Linked DNA regions of Homo sapiens: region 2 is linked to region 1. A link is a loop called in an ENCODE intact Hi-C map of the cell type or tissue named here. Cell type or tissue: PC-9. All regions are shown on one strand. Each heading gives the region's core, and the rest is flanking DNA. Links, peaks and the distances in the headings are about the cores only.

Evidence for each region. Hi-C counts contacts between places; a loop is a spot of excess contacts. Peaks named below come from ENCODE experiments on the same cell type or tissue, not always from the same donor. Only the 100,000 strongest peaks of a DNase experiment are listed, where the experiment ranks them.
Region 2: it touches region 1 in a loop (4-fold over the local background); 87 of 110 quality-filtered maps call a loop at or near these places.

The regions. Positions count from the first base shown.
Region 1 is chr1:151,732,426-151,737,865 of GRCh38, forward strand. No RefSeq gene overlaps it. Among named protein-coding and RNA genes, the nearest start is that of RIIAD1, 14 kb to the left of the region's middle. In PC-9, for the core only: a CTCF peak has its summit at 2,815 (motif pointing left); a DNase peak (open chromatin) is centred at 2,796.
Region 2 is chr1:151,544,750-151,550,483 of GRCh38, forward strand. All of the region lies in intron 1 of TUFT1 (tuftelin 1), which reads left to right. It overlaps MIR554 (microRNA 554), which reads left to right and starts at 1,047; the gene lies at 1,047-1,142. RefSeq lists an enhancer at 2,179-2,697. In PC-9, for the core only: a CTCF peak has its summit at 2,989; DNase peaks (open chromatin) are centred at 2,612, 4,222 and 4,652; H3K4me3 peaks cover 2,662 bases; H3K27ac peaks cover 4,000 bases.

The DNA of each region.
Region 1 (5,440 bases), core at 518-4,517:
TGGCCTTGTCCAAATCACTTCACTTCCTTGAGCACTGGGTTTCTCATCTATAAGACCTACAATACCCACCTTTCCAGGTCGTTTGGATTAGAGATAAAGAATGGACAGTACCTGGTGCATGGGAGGTGTTTGCTAGTGGCGTGCCCCCTGGTGATGTATGAAGTACAAGGGTAGGGGTGGTGAGAGGAAAAGTCAGAAGAGAAGGTAGGACAAATCAAAGGGTGCTGTGTACTAGGCAAAGGAGGTTAGGTTTTCATCATGTAGGCAATGGAGAGCCAGCAAAGAATTGTAAGCCGAGGGGAATTTATAAAGAGATTTGCACTGAGAAAGTATAATAGCGTGGAAGACAAATTAGGGGAAACTAAGTCTAGAAATGGGAAGACCTGTAGGGAGACGATCATAATTGTCCAAGCTGGTCAGGCATGGTGGCTCACGCCTGTAATCCTAAGCACTTTGGGAGGCTGAGGTGGACTTGAGGTCAGGAGTTCGAGACCAGCCTGGCCAATGTGGCGAAACCCTGACTCTACCAAAAAACCCCACTAAAATTAGCTGGGTGTGGTGACGCACACCTGTGTTCTCAGCCACTCAGGAAGCTGAGATGGGAAGATCGCTTGAGCCTGGGAGGTCAAGGCTGCAGTGAGCCGAGATCACGCCACTGTACTCCAGCCTGGGCAACAGTGAGATTCTGTGTTTTTGTTTTTTTTTGTTTGTTTATAATTGTCCAAGCTGTCATTTTCTCTCACCTGCACCACTTCAGTTGCTTCTTACCCTGGTCTCTTTGCTGACTCTCTGTCCACTATTTCAGTTGAGAATGTATTTAGCTGTAGGTAACAGAAAACCAAATTTATAGTGACTTAAACAAATACGGGGTCATTTTTCTCACCTAACAAGTTCAGCAGTAGGCAAGAGTCAAAGGGTCAATGATGTTGACAAGTACCCAGACCAGGTTTTTTCTGTCCTCACTCTGCCAGCCTTAGCCTGTCCCGTCATGGCTGTGAGGCCTCCTGCACTCTCAGGTGTCCTCTTTACATTTCAGGCAGGGAGAAGGGCAGAGAGCTGCGCCAGCTGACTGTGTCCCTTTTTATCAGCAAAGACAAACTTTCTCCGAAGGTCTCCCACCTCTCCCTCACTGGCCAGACCAGGGTCTTGCGGCCCATCCTCAACAGAGACCAGGAACAGGAGGGAAACTGCTGGGTCAGCCCCAAATCAGCATCTGCCCCACCTGCACTTTCTGATCCATCTTCCATGTAACAGCTAGGATAATTCTTTTTTTAAAGTTTTATTTATTTATTTTTGAGACAGTCTTGTTCTGTCACTCAGGTTGGAGTACAGCGTACTTCACTGTAACTTCAAACTTTTGGGCTCAAACAGTCCTCTTACTTCAGCCTCCCTAGTACTAGGACTACAGGTATATGCCACCACTGATTTTAAAAAAAAATTTTGTAGGCTGGGTGCAGTGGCTCAAACCTGTAATCCCAACACTTTGGGAAGCCAAGGCAGTGGACTACTTGAGGTCAGGAGTTTGAGACCAGCCTGGCCAACATGGTGAAACCTCATCTCTACTAAAAATACAAAAAAAATTAGCCGGGCATGGTGGCACACACTTGTAATCCCAGCTACTTGGGATGCTGAGGCAGGAGAATTGCTTGAACTCAGAAGGCAGAGGTTGCAGTGAGCTGAGATTGAGCCACTGCACTCCAGCCTGGCTGACAGAGCGATCTTTTAGAATGATCTTTTAAGAAACTGAAATCAGAGTACGCCCTCTCCTGCACTCTCAGTGTAACCTCCGCCTCCCGGATTCAAGCAATTCTCCTGCCTCAGCCTCCTGAGTAGCTGAGATTACAGGTGTGTGCCACCACACCCAGCTAATTTTTGTATTTTTACCAAGTTGGTCAGGCTGGTCTCGATCTCCTGACCTCGTGCAGCTGCTCAATACGCATTTGCTGAATGATAAATCGATGGGATGTTGGAAGACTGAACTGCAGGATGAGGCCTTGATATATGCAGTGGCATGAAAACAGGAGGTGAATTCTAGACATATTTAGGAAGGGGAATTGGCAGGACCTGTAATTTGAATGGGGTGGAGTTATTACAGAAGTTGTAGATTCTAGAATGACTTCCAGGTTTCTTGCATGGGAAAGAAGAGGAATGCTGGAATCATTCACTAATACAGAGGGGAAGCAGGTAGGGGCAGGGGAAATGGGGAGATGAATTTTGGCCAAAAGTTTTCCACTGAGTTTGCAGTTGGGTCATGGTGATGTGAACATGAATAGCTTCAGTGGGGTAGGCAGAAGTCAGATTGCGGTCAACTTGGTGGCAATTGGGAGATGAAGACATGGAAGTAGATATACACTGCCCTTGAAGACAGCTTTCTAGGAGCATGGATGGGAGAGGAAATGGAGAAAGGGCAGTCGTTGGAGGGGGAAGCAGGGTCAAGGGTGGTTTCTTGTAATGGGAGATGCTTGAGCATCCAGTAATTGGACGCTTTCATCTCTTCTGATATATTTTACTTTTAAGGTAAAGTTAGGAGTGTCTTGGAATTGCTGCTCAGATTGGATCTGATATCCAGAGAGCAAATACACGAGCTAATAAGCTGGCTACAGGCAGGCATGCTTTGCCACCTAGTGACCTTCAGCAACCCCTCTGTGTCAGGTTCCTGATCTTCAAAATTGGAGCAGTAGCTCTCCCTAGGCTTGCAGTAAGGATTGCCTCAGTGTGTGGTTGCCTTGCTGTGTCCACGGGGTGGGAAGGAAGGGCAATGTCTGGAAAGCAGGCCACTCTCAGTCTAGCTGGACTGGTCTCTGCTGCCCTCTCCTGGGCATGTCTGCAGAGTTGACATGCTGTTTGGAGAATGCCTGCTCAAGGCCTGAGTGGAATGTCAGCAGGAGGGAGAGAAGAGGAAACAAGGCTGGGCTGGGAGTGGGAAAATAGTAACAAACACACAGATTCCTGTAATAGAAAGTTCTTTAGATGTTACAAAGACCAGGGCCTTAGCCCTGGGCAGTGCTGCTTCAATGAGTACCTTAGACGTTTACTTCTTTCTTTTTTTTTTTGAGATGGAGTCCATAGGCTGGAGTACAGTGGTGATATCTCAGCCCACTGCAACCTCTGCCTCCTGCATTCAAGTGATTCTCATGCCTCAGCCTCCCAAGCAGGTAGGATTACAGGCATGTGCCACCATGCCCAGCTAATTTTTGTATTTTTAGTAGAGATGGGGTTTCACCATGTTGGCCAGGCTTGTCTCAGACTTGTGATCTCAAGTGATCTGCCCACCTTGGCCTCCCAAAGTACTTGGATTACAGGCATGAGCCACCATACCCATTCAATGTTTACTTCTTTAAAGTATCTGAAGAGAAACCTTGCAAATTGATTATTCATTCATTTATTCATTCACTTATTCACTCATTCAACAAATATTAGGGCGTATTATGTACTCAAGATGCAAAGTTTTGGGAATAAGACACACTCCTCAAGGAACTCATGGTCTAGTGAGTGAAGACAGATACATAGATACATAGATAATTACAGTACAGTTTCAAAAGTAAAATGTAAGATGTACAGTGTATTCTTGATTACATGTATTCAATAGTTAATATGTTTTGGATCTGTGTCCCCACCCAAATCTCAGGTCAAATTGTAATTCCCAATGTTGGAGGTGGGGCCCGGTGGGAGGTGATTGGATTAGGGAGTGGTTTCTCATGAATGGTTTAGCACCATCCCCTTGGTGCTGTTCTCATGATAGTGAGTTCTCATGAGATCTGGTTGTTTAAAAGTGTGTAGCACCTTCCTACTCTCTATTGGTCCTGGTCCTGCCATGTAAGATACTCATTCCATCTTTGCTTCTGCCATGATTCAGAAGCAGATGCTGCCATGCTTCCTGTACAGCCTATGGAACCATGAGCCAATTTTTCTTTATAAATTACCTGCTCACAGGTAGGTTTTTTGTGTTTTTTTTTTTTTGAGATGGAGCCTTGCTCTGTTGCCCAGGCTGGAGTGCAGTGGCACAATCTTGGCTCACTGCAACCTCTGCCTCCCAGGTTCAAGTGATTCTCCTGCCTCAGCCTCCTGAGTAGCTGGGATTACAGGTGTATGCCACCACACCTGGCTAATTTTTTGTATTTTTAGTAGAGACAGGGTTTCACCATGTTGGTCAGGCTGGTCTCAAACTCCTGACCTTGTGATCCACCCACCTTGGCCTTCCAAAGTGCTGGGATTGCAGGCATAAGCCACCACACCTGGCCTTCAGGTATTTCTTTATAGCAATGTGAGAACAGACTAGTACATAAAATTGGTTCTGAGGAGTAGGGCATTGCTATAAAGATACCTGAAGATGTGGAAGCAGCTTTGGAATTGGGTAACTGGCAGAGGTTGGAAGAGTGTGGTGTGGAGGGCTCAGAAGAAGCCAGGAAGATGAAGGAAAGTTTGGAACTTCCTAGAGACTTGTTAAATTGTTGTGACAAAAATGCTGATAGTGATATGGATAAAAAGTCTAGGCTGATGAAGTCTCAGAAGGAGATGAGGAACTGATTGGGAACTAGAGCAAGGTCACCTTTGTTATATATTAGTGAACAATCTGGTGGCATTGTGCCCCTGCCCTAAGGGATCTGTGGAACTTTGAACTTGAGAGTGATGATTTAGGGTATCTGGTGGAAGAAATTTCTAAGCCACAAAGCATTCAAGATATGGACTGGCTGTTTCTAACAACCTATCTCATATGCATGAGCAAAGAAATGATGTAAAACTGGAACTTACATTTAAAGGGGAAGTAGAGCATAAAAGTTTTTGAAAAATTTGCAGCCCAGCCATGTGGTAGAATAGAAAAGCCCATTTTCAGGGGAGAAATTCCAAGCAGGCCACAGAAATTTGCATAAGTAAAAAGGAACCAAGTGCTAATATCCAAGACAATCGGGAAAATGCCTTGAAGGCATTTCAGAGACCTCCACATGCAGTCCCTCCCATCATACACCCGGAGCCCTAGGAGAGAAGAATGGTTTCAGGGGCCAGGCCCAGGGTCCTGCTGCCCTGCGTAGCCTTGGGACACTACTCCTCATGTCCTAGCTACTCCAGTTTCAGCCATGGCTCAAAGGGGCCAAGGTACTGCTTGGGCCACTGCTTCAGAGGATGCAAACCCTAGGCTTTGGTGGCTTTCATGTAGTGTTAAGCCTGTGGGTGCACAGAGTGCAAGAGCTGAGACTTGAGAACCTCTGCCTAGATTTCAGAGGATGTATGGAAAAGTCTGGATGTCCAGGCAGAACCCTGCTGGTAAGGGTGGAGCCCTCACAGAGAACCTCTAGTAGGGCAGTGCAGAGAGGAAATGTGGAGTTGGAGCTCCCTGACACAGTCCCCACTGGGGCACTGCCTAGTGGAGCTATAAGAAGAGGGCTACCACCTTCCAGACCCTGAAATGTTTGAGCCACTGACAGCTTGCACCCTCAACCTC
Region 2 (5,734 bases), core at 978-4,977, 190 kb before region 1:
CCCCTGCTCCAAGTTCTGCTCCATGGAAGTAACCACTTTCTACTCTTTGAGCTGTTTTGTGTTTACCTCCATGTTTCTAAATAATATGCTTACAGTGATTTTAATTGATTTATCAGTTTTAGACATCTATTGACTTCTGTTGTAGGAATTATAGGAAAATCTATACTCCCACCCCTGACATGCTTCCTTCCCATCCTCCCAGTGTAATTGTATTACAATTTTTGGTAATGTAATAAACTAGTTTCTGTTAATAGCATTGTGGTCAAGAGCATGGCTCTGGGCTGAGTGCAGTGGCTCACGTCTGTAATCCCAGCACTTTGGGAGGCTGAGGCAGGTGGATCACCTGAGATCAGGAGTTCGAGACCAGCCTGACCAACATGGCAAAACCCCATCTCTACTAAAAATACAAAATTAGCCAGGTGTGGTGGTGCGCACCTATAATCCCAGCTACTTGGGAGACTGAGGCAGGAGAATCATATGTACCCAGGAGGTGGCGGTTGCAGTGAGCCGAGATCACGCCATTGCACTCCAGCCTGGGCAACAAGAGTGAAACTCCGTCTCAAACAAACAAAAAAAAGAGCATGGCTCTGGGAATCTGACTAAGGTGGGCTCTAATCAGGCTTTGATGTCTGCTTTGCCCAAGCTCACTTAGGCAAATTACTTAATTTCTTCATTCTTAGTTTTCTCACTTGTAAAACTGGGATAATAATTGCACCCTTCTCATAAGGTAGTTGTGAGGATTAAATTAGATAATACACATAAAATATGAAGCACAGTGCCTGGCATGTGGTAAGTACTCAGAGGTTAGCTATTATTTTCTATTTCTACTGGCTTAGACTAGACTGTTTTAACCTCCTATAAGCAACCAGCCAAGGGATGGAGGAAGAGTCTGGGAACTCTCTGGTTTGGGCAAGGTTTGCTCCTCCTCATTATGCTGACTTTTGTTTATTCCTGTTTCTTTCTCGTTTCCTTGATGATCCAGGTCCCTCAACCAGTGGAGAGTCCCAGGGGTGAGAGGAAGGCCTACAGATAGACCCAGGGTGAAGACCTGAGTAACCTTTGCTAGTCCTGACTCAGCCAGTACTGGTCTTAGACTGGTGATGGGTCAGGGTTCATATTTTGGCATCTCTCTCTGGGCATCTTTCCTCTTCTTTTTTAGACCTCATGACCAAGGCAGCTGGTGTCCCCTGCTGCTCTGGTTTCTTTAAGTAATATATCAGTTTTATCTTTCTTTCGAATATTTGCATTTTTTTCTTTTTTTTTTTTTTCTACAGCATCTTTTTATTGTCTTTACCATTACTTTAATGCATTTTAAAATTTATCTACATTAATTGGGAACTATTTGCATTTTTTTCATCCTCTCTCTCTTTTTCTTTTTCTTTTTTTGGATTTGTCTTGGCCAGAGAGGTTCTCCAACACCCGGGTGGACTTGGAATTTTTTTATCAGCTGCAATCTGAAGACTTGTCTTTACTGTGGAATAGGTGACATTCCTTTAGGACCTCAGAAGCTCAAGTAGTTTAATGCCAAGTCTTTCCAGAGCCTCACTCTCTTTTATTTTTTAAATTAGAATTGTGATTTATTGAAGCCTTACCATGAGCTTCATATAATTTTTTATGAACAGCTTTATTGAGATATAATTCATATACCCCATTTAAAGTATGTAACTCAGTGGTTTTTAGTACATTCACAGAGTTGTGCAATCATCAATAAATCAATTTTAGAACATTTCCTTACCTTATAAAGAAATCCTGACCCATTAGCAGTCACTCCCCATTTCCCCCCAATCTCTCTCAGCCCTAGGCAGCCACCAGTCTACTTTTTTTCTCTATGGATTTACCTATTGTGGATATTTAATATAAATGTAATCATCGGTATGTGATCCTTTGTGACTGGCATCTTTTATTAGAATGATGTTTTCAAGGTTCATCCATGTTGTAATGTGAATCAGTACTTCATTCCTTTTTATGGCTGAATAATATTCCATTATTTAGATGTATTACAACTGTGTTCGTCATGGATAAATGTTGGTGGACATTTGGGTTCTTTCTACTTTTTGGCTATCATTTATAATGCTGCTACGAACTTTGGTGTACAAGTTTTTGTGTGGAAATATATTTTCATTTCTCTTGGAGAGGAATACCTAGGAGTGGGATTGCTGGGTCAGAATATTTGCATTTTAAAGGAGGATTCATCTGTAGCCATTGCTGCTTACTCCAGAGGACTGAATGTATTCTAAAATGTGGAAGTCCTGGTTCTGTGACATCTGAGTGTGGGGAAAAACTGCTGGGCAGAGGAGCCTTTCAAGTTTGGTGGCTGCCTGTTCCTTCTACTCATGAAACTTGTCCTAAACTCAGCCCATAAATTTCTCCTCACACCATCCCATCTCTCCCATTTATTGCCAGGTTCTTACTTTCAGGAGCACTGCATTTTTCTGATGTCACCAAGGCTGCCAGGAATTTGGGGAATGCTGGGCTTTGCCAGAGAAGGAGGGATCTCCTCTGAGCGAGGAGAGTTACCTCATCATCAGGCATTTGGCACTAACATTTGCCCATAGTTCTCCAGGGTGGAGGGGGGCGTGCACCCAGATGGTTTCAGTTCCAGACACGTGTGCTCAGAGAGGTGGGATGAGCTTCCTTGCCTGCTAGTAATTATGGTGCATGCCTCTTTGGGTCAAGGTGCAGAGGCTTGTGAAATACCTTTGTTTTCTAGGGGTTGGGAAGGTTCAGTTGCGGAAATAGGTATGTGCCAGGAAGGCTGGTGGCCCAGATTTAAGCCTGGCCAGCAGAGGCAGGAAGTGGAGGAGACAATATAGGGTAAGAAGGGGATGAGTCGATGAAGGAAGAAAAGAGACGTGGTTTTCTTGGGTCTGGGAGCACAGAAGCAAAAATCACTAAGCAGGTAGTCAGAGACTAGAGAGGGCAGAGCCACTCCCTTTGATGCAGAGGGGGCACTGAGGAACTTGCCCTTTCATTCCAGGTTTGCTGGTCGCTAGGCAGGTGTCCTAGAGTGAGACTGGCTTAGCAAGTGGGTGTCTCCTTCAGAGTTGGTTCAGGAGCTCACTTCCCTCTACAGACACACTGTCACTGCTAGGCCCTAGTGTTTTCCTTTGTTAGGGCTCCAAGTAATGAGAAAGGCTGCCCCATGTAGGGTGCCACCTCAAATCCTTTTTCTCATTTCACCTCACAGTAACCCTGGTGAGCCCTCTACATAGTGCCTGTCCAGCCCATGCCTCTGGGTAGGCAGCCACATAAAAATCAAACACCTGTTTTGTTGGCTAATCTGGGGAGGAAGAAAGGGAGTGATTCTTTGTGTCATACTCCACAAAGGGCCATCTCTGGCCTAGGCAGCACTGCAGAAGGCAGGACCATGTACCTGAGACTGATGAGCTGAGTCGGGTGCGAGCCTCACTCAAGGAGAGGGTAGAGAGGGTAGGTACCCACCTATCCCATCCGGCTCTGTTCTTTGAGTTTATGGGACTTCCTTCATCCTGATCACTTGGGTGCCATTGTTACAAGGGGCTGGCTATTCCTACTTTTCTTTTTTCTTTTTCTTTTCTTTTTTTTTTTTTTTTGAGACGGAGTCTTGCTCTGTCACCAGGCTGGAGTACAGTGGCCCAATCTTGGCTCACTGCAGCCTCCACCTCCCAGGTTCAAGTGATTCTCCTGCCTCAGCCTCCCAAGTAGCTGGAGCTACAGGCGTGCGCCACCACGCCCAGCTAATTTTTGTATTTTTAGTAGAGATGGGGTTTCATCCTGTTGGCCAGGATGATCTCAATCTCTTAACCTCGTGATTCGCCTGCCTTGGCCTCCCAAAGTGCTGGGATTACAGGCTTGAGCCTCCGTGCCCAGCCTCCCATTTTTCAAAGTGGGGAAACTGAAGTGACTGCTCCTCCAGCAGCTTGAGAGGCCATGTACACTTGGGGTGGGAAAGTGGGTGGGATTGAGGGGCAAAGTGAGGGAAGAGTGGGATACAGGGTGAAGATGAATTAAGGTTGCTGGTTTCCAGCTCAGGGGCAATCTCCACTTCCTTTACTTCCTCTTAGAAAGAACCTTACACTTGACTCCTACCCAGTCCTAGTGACCCCTGTAAAACCTGGGGAGTGAGAGCTGGGGGAACGCAGGCTTTTCCCTATTCACATGAGCCTGTGGTGTGAGAACTCTGCACCTCTCTCCTTATTTCCCTGGGGCCTCCCTGTTTATCTCCTTATCTCTGCTGTGGCGTCTTGATCTCTAACCCCTCAGCTATGTGTTTACCCCCTCCCTGCTTTGAGGAGTGAGTCAGGGTTGGAGATTTGTTTGAACAGAGTGGTGAGGCTGCCTATAATTTGGAGGTAGCTGGGCTTCTCCCAAAAATGTTTATGAGGTTAGAGGCTGCTTACCTTGTGATTAGTACTGCTCCTTTTTCCCTAGAGAAGAAGGCTCCACTTCTCATCTTGCCTTTTAGAGTACCCAGTAGAGACCCCCCTGCCGGATATTTTTGGGGTGTTCCTAAAGCTCCCTGGAGCCTGCTCATAGTCCTGAGGAAATGCAAGCCTGCTCTAGAAAACAACTAAGTGCACCAGGCAGAGAGGAGCCCCAGGATTTGCTCCTTGACTCTGGGTTGGGGGTGCAGGCCGAGGTCTGTGGCCTTGCTGACTAAGATGCATTCTCCAGTTCTGGAGGATGAGGTGCCAGAGAGAGCCCTAAGTTTTTCATCAGCTCCATTAGACAATTTACCTCATCCACCCTCTTCCCTTGCAGACTTTCCAGAGCTACTTGGGAAAGTAATGCTGCTTCACCCTTGTGAAGAGATGTATGGTTTGCAAATCACTTTTACATCATTCTTGCACATCTATCTACTCTTCCTAAAATGTCGGTTGTGAAATTATCACCCTCATTTTACAGACAGAAAACTGAGGCCCAGAGAGATTAAGTGATTTGCTCAAGGATTAATGGTCATCAATCAGGACTCAGACATCCTGCCTCTGACTTCAAGTTTAGTACTTTGTTTTGAAACAGAGTCTCGCTCTGTCACCTGGGTTGGAGTGCATGGCACAGTCTTGGCTCACTGCCGCCTTGACCTTATGAGCTCAATTGATCCTCTCACCTCAGCTTCCCTAGTAGCTGGGACTGCAGGTGTGCACCACCACACCAGGCTAATTTTTGTACTTTTTGTAGAGACAGGGTCTCATTATGTTGCCCAGGCTGGTCTCAAACTCCTGGACTCAGGTGATCTGCCCTCCTGGGCCTCCCAAAGTGCTGGGATTACAGGCGTGAGCCAACATGCCTAGCCAAGTTTAGTACTTTTTCTTTCCTTCTCTTTATATGTTTTATTATAGGAGTGTCACAGGGCTCACTGCACCTCTCTCCTTATCTCCCTGGGGCCTCTGCCTCCCAGGTTCAAGCGATTCTCCTGCCTCAGCCTCCCAGGCAACTGGGATTACAGGTGCCCACCACCACACCTGGCCAGTGTTTTGTATTTTTAGTAGAGACGGGGTTTCACCATGTTGGCCAGGCTGGCCTTGAACTCCTGACCTCTGGTGATCCACCTGCTTTGGCCTCCCAAAGTTCTGGGATTATAGGCGTGAGCCACTGTGCCTGGCCCAAATAGTTTTTTCGTTTGTTTGTTTTTTTGAGACAGAGTCTCACTCTGTCACCCAGGCTGGAGTGCAATGGCGTGATCTTGGCTCACTGCAGCCTCCGCCCCTTGGGTTTAAGCGATTCTCCCACCTCAGTTTCCCGAGTAGCTGGGATT